Linked DNA regions of Homo sapiens: region 2 is linked to region 1. A link is an interaction called in ENCODE POLR2A ChIA-PET data of the cell type or tissue named here. Cell type or tissue: PC-9. All regions are shown on one strand.

Region 1 (2,500 bases):
GTTTCTATTGGCTTATATTTATGCAAGCCATCCTGTCATTATGAAACATATTTGGGTGTGCCTTACTTTTGGCAAATGTTGACTTTGTAGTGAATTGAGTTTCACATAAAAGAGAGCCACCTTGTAGTCATACACTTTGAGGCATATATTAATACTGAGAAGTAAGACAAGTGTTAATGTGTACTGAAATTTGAAATATTCTCTTGAGCTCCATAAATGATTACTTGACAAAAAGACATGACTGGATATTCCTTGTCCCCTTTCAGTGTAATCTGTTACAGAATACCGAAGTATATAGTCCTTTCAAAAACTTCTTCAAGCTTTTTTTTCTTTTTTTTTTCTTTTTTTTTTTTTTTTTTGAGAGGGAGTCTCACTCTGTCGCCCAGGCTGGAGTGCAGTGGCACAATGTCAGCTCACTGCAACCTCCGCCTCCCGGATTCAAGTGATTTCTCCTGCCTCAGCCTCCCAAGTAGCTGGGACTACAGGCACGTGCCACCACGCCTGGCTAATTTTTTTGTATTTTTAGTAGAGATGGGGATTTCACCATGTTAGCCAGGATGGTGTCGATCTCCTGACCTCGTAATCCACCCGCCTCGGCCTCCAAAAGTGGTGGGATTACAGGCGTGAGCCACCACGCCTGGCTGCTTTTGATTTTTAAAAGGATTTATATTATCATAAAGCTATAAATTACAGATTTCTCAGATAGAGTTGGGGGTGGTCATTGTAGCATCTGTTGGGTATGTTTTGTAATTTCTTAGCAATAAGTACCCTCCTTGCCTGTCACATCTGACCAGCATAGATAATCAGTTATTCATCTCTTAACATTCTAGTATGCTTTCAGATTAGTGTCATGAGTTAATATTTTTGTAAGAGGAAATTTCTCTATTATAAATTTTATTTAAGCCTTATGATTTGTAGCAACACAAATGATATGTCTCAATACTGCCACTATAGATCAATCTGTGGGCTTAATACTGAAGTTTCACAACTAACTTGAGAACCAAGTATTGAAAGCTTGGGACCTAAGTTAGGACTTTATGGTAAAGAGAGTGGATATAATGTATATAGCGTTTTTTACCTCAATCTACTTTAAGCACAAGATTTCTGTTGCTTTTTCTTTAGATTACACAAAATGGATCATTTAAAAAATATTTAAACTAATACGAATATCTATGTTTATATACTTACTGGAATACAATCTTTAAATTTTATATTTATGAAGTTCTTCCTTTCCAAGAAAAATCTTCTGTATCAATTAGCTTATACAATTATAATGTGTCTTTAGAAATATGCACTTAAGACTTTTATCTTCATTTACTATTATTTTCAAGTCTCCAGGGAAGGAACATAGGTATCTGCATGTTTCAAAAGTCCCATAGATGATTCTGAGAACCACTGTGTTAGATCATTCATAAACTCATGTCAGAGTCTACCATTTAGAGCTCTTGTTATGACCATCTGTTAAAAAATATTTTAAAGATTGTGTTACCTCTCGCTTTTTATTGAATTTTGCATTTTACAGTCTTTGTTTTTCTTAATGAGTAACTAGATCTTTTCTGCTTTTTTGATATGCTGCCTTTGTAATACAGCTTTGAAGACTTAAGTCGGTAATGTTATTCTTTGCTCTCTCTGCTTTCTGTCTTTTTAAATAACTGTCAGTGATAAATTGAAATATGCCTGCAATTTCATATACACATTCTTTTTTTGGCAGTGGCTATTTTGCTTCATGATAATCATGCTGATTTCTTCTGTTTTAGATATTACAAGAAGACACAATGCATTCTCCCTGGATGAGCAACACATTACATGTATTTTGTGCAATTAGTGGTACATCAAGTGACCGAGGTTATGGTTCCCCAAGATACGCTGAAGTGTGAGGAAATGCAGATGTACGTGACAATGAGACTGACCTTTCTCAGGAATATTTGGAGCTGTGCAAATGTTAAAATTTAAAGATTTGATATACATGGAGTGTTTCTTCTCGACACCAAAATTTTCATGTGTTCCAACAGGGTGCTTACATATTTGTAAATAAGCAACTTGAAAGTGCCTGGAAAATTGCACCACTGTGCTTGGTTTGTACTTTTTTAGGTAAATCTATATGCTGAAAAGTAGAGCTCAAAAACAGTAGTTCAATTTGCTTAATTATTGCTTAAAATAATGGTACTATGTAAAATTGTATAATGGAATACAATAAAAGGTAAAACTTATTTGTAATTAGAAGTGAAAGAAATAATACTTTGAACTTAGCATTTTTCTTGACAAGAAGCTCAATTCATTATCATACTAATCCTTGGTAGGAGGAGAAGAAAATTGATAACATTTCCGTAATACACGGATATTTAAAATTGGGGAGATCATTTGAATCCTTGCCAATTAGTAGTCAAGGCTGGGCTAAAGGAACCAAAAGCATTATTTCACAGAAAATTTCAAAAGGAAAGGATATATTTACAAATATACGAAGCTTAGGCTGGACACGGTGGCTCATGCCTGTAATCCC
Region 2 (2,500 bases), 130 kb before region 1:
AAAATTATGTGCTGGGCATAGTGGCTCATGCCTGTAATCTTAGCACTTTGGGAGGCCAAGGCAGGAAGATGGCTTGAGTTTGGGAGTTCGAAACTAGCCTGGGCAACATAGCGAGCCCTGTCTCTTCAAAAAATAAAAAAATTAGCTGGGCATGGTGACGCATGCCTGTATTTGCAGCTACTTGAGAAGCTGAGGTGGGAGGATCGCTTGAGCCTGGGAGGTCAAAGCTACAGTGAGCTGTGATTGCATGACTGTACTCCAGTCTGACTGACAGAGCAATACTCGATCTCTTAAAAAAAAAATTACAGTCAGTTCTTTGGAAAGTTTGAAATTATGCGCAACTTTAAACTGATCTTAGAAATAGGTCTGAGTTGTTTTGCTGGACATTTTGACTGTTAGAAATAAAGGAATCTGCCCAGGCGTTCATGACCAGCCTGAGCAACATGACGAAACCTCGCCTCTACAAAAAATACAAAGGTAGTTAGCTAGGCGTGGTGGTGCACTCCTATAGTCCCAGCTACTCTGGAGGCTTAAGTGGGAGGATCACCTGAGTTTAAGAGGTGGAGGTTGCAGTGAGCCAAGATTGTGCCACTGCACTCCAGCCTGGGTGACAGAGCGACACTCTGTCTCAAAAAAAAAAAAAAAGGGAGGGAGGGAGGACTCTAATAGCAAGGAAGGGAGGAATCACATCGTGAGAGAAAGTGCAAAAATAAAACGAAGGAAAGAGTATTAGAAGAGACTCAGCAAAGTGCAGTTGATAAAAGGGAATTAGAAGATTCCAACTTTATAAGATCTTTTGAGAAAGCAACCACATGGCCTTTAATGCAATCTAAATAATATAGCCAAACTAATTTGTATATGGGTTGCTGTAGACAGTTTAACCTTCCTAGCTAGCTTGCCAGCAAGTTTTGCAAGAACATTCAAGTCGACAGTTCTTGCAATGACTTGCAGTGCATTCAAGTCGATGGGCTGTAGGGAAAAGAGGGGCTAGTAGAGGAACTAGGCTGAGTTCTTCGTATTGGAAGATTATAAGACCACATATTTATAGGATAAAAATTTATATTTTCCCCAATATATAGCTTTCCCCCTGCTCTGGTCAGTTGTTAAGATATAATCTGTACCACCTTCTGAAATGGGCATATTTTCCCAGAAGTGCTTGCTGAGTATAACCTCATTGTTGGCTGAGAAACTTGCCCTGAGGAGCCTGGACTACAGGAAAGCTGCGAATAATGTGCATCACTCCACGAGTCACAGTGCTCTGTGCCCAAGCACTTCCTCTCACTGAAGAGGATGCATCATGCAGTTCTTGCAGAAGCTCTGTTGTACTGGGTGTGGTGGCATGTGCCTGTAATCCCAGCAACTTAAGAGGCTGAGTCAGGAGGATCGCTTGAGCCCAGGAGTTTGAAGCTGCAGTGAGCTATGATTGTGCCACTGCACTCCAGCCTGAGCACAAAGCGAGACCTCATCCCCTTTTTTTTTTCAAAAAGAAAACCCCAAAAAACAAAAAACCAACGCTCTGTTGGTTGTTTGGGTGCAGTGAACATTTAGCACTTGTAATTTGCTTTGTTCTTGGTATTCAAGTTAAAACAGGACAAGCCTTATCATAGTGATTAATTTCGTCAATTTGTGGTTTCTAGTTAATGAGGAGGTACCTTGCTGCCACTCTTCAATTCCTGGAAAAGTATTAGAGAGAAGTTTTAAGATGTCATAGAGAATACATGATCCTTTAGACAGAAACCACAATCCTAACAGACCCCTATTCATTTACATTCTCTCTTTCCCAAGTAGCTGCTAGAGACATCTGCTTTATTCAACTTCTTTTCATATCAATGAAGGAATTTAATGTGGGTTTAGATAGCTGTGATATTGGACATAGCCTTCCCCTGGTATTTAGAACTATTTCTCCTAAGAGATATAATGATATATGGAGGAATTTAATCTTCAGGGTGGTTTTTCATTTTTTAAAAAATTGCTGCAGATTCTTGGCCAACTCCTGGGACACCCACCTTTATGCATCTTTTTGGCTCAATTTGGTCACATTCCTCTAGCTCTCTCCTCCCCATTCTCAGCAATTAAACGCTGAAGTGCCTTGATATGATATCGGGGTTGCAAGTTCAACTGGTTGATGTATGACTCACTTCTAGTGCCCTTTAAAATTTTTTTGGCACAAAAAGAGCCATTTGTTATATATCCAGAGTCCAAAAGTCCTTAAATCCTTAACTCTTCCAGGAGGGATTTTTCCTCCTCTGCAGTGGGAGAACATCAAATCAAATGAGGATTTGACCTAAGAAAGCACATACAATATTAAAATAATTGCTAGGAGGTCAAGGTCACTATGTGTGTTAGAACAAAAGGAAGAGAAAATATTTTATTTTTGATATCTTAGTCCAATTGTATTCTCAAATCTACCAGACTATCTCTTACAGCTAACAAATGGATTGCATTCATTTATTATGCATAAGATTTTTTCATTAATTTGTTTTTTATGTTTTGTTTTCTC

The links. Peaks named below come from ENCODE experiments on the same cell type or tissue, not always from the same donor. Only the 100,000 strongest peaks of a DNase experiment are listed, where the experiment ranks them.
Region 2: POLR2A ChIA-PET joins it to region 1 with 5 read pairs; 3 of 35 experiments call an interaction of 5 or more read pairs at or near these places.

Annotation. Positions count from the first base shown.
Region 1 is chrX:118,683,931-118,686,430 of GRCh38, forward strand. It overlaps DOCK11 (dedicator of cytokinesis 11), which reads left to right. Exons shown (of 53, transcript NM_144658.4): 53 at 1,758-2,217. The coding sequence ends at 1,877. Among named protein-coding and RNA genes, the nearest start is that of IL13RA1, 42 kb to the right of the region's middle. In PC-9, no CTCF peak of the experiment used is centred here; no DNase peak of the experiment used is centred here.
Region 2 is chrX:118,551,408-118,553,907 of GRCh38, forward strand. All of the region lies in intron 6 of DOCK11 (dedicator of cytokinesis 11), which reads left to right. Among named protein-coding and RNA genes, the nearest start is that of DOCK11, 57 kb to the left of the region's middle. In PC-9, no CTCF peak of the experiment used is centred here; a DNase peak (open chromatin) is centred at 1,294.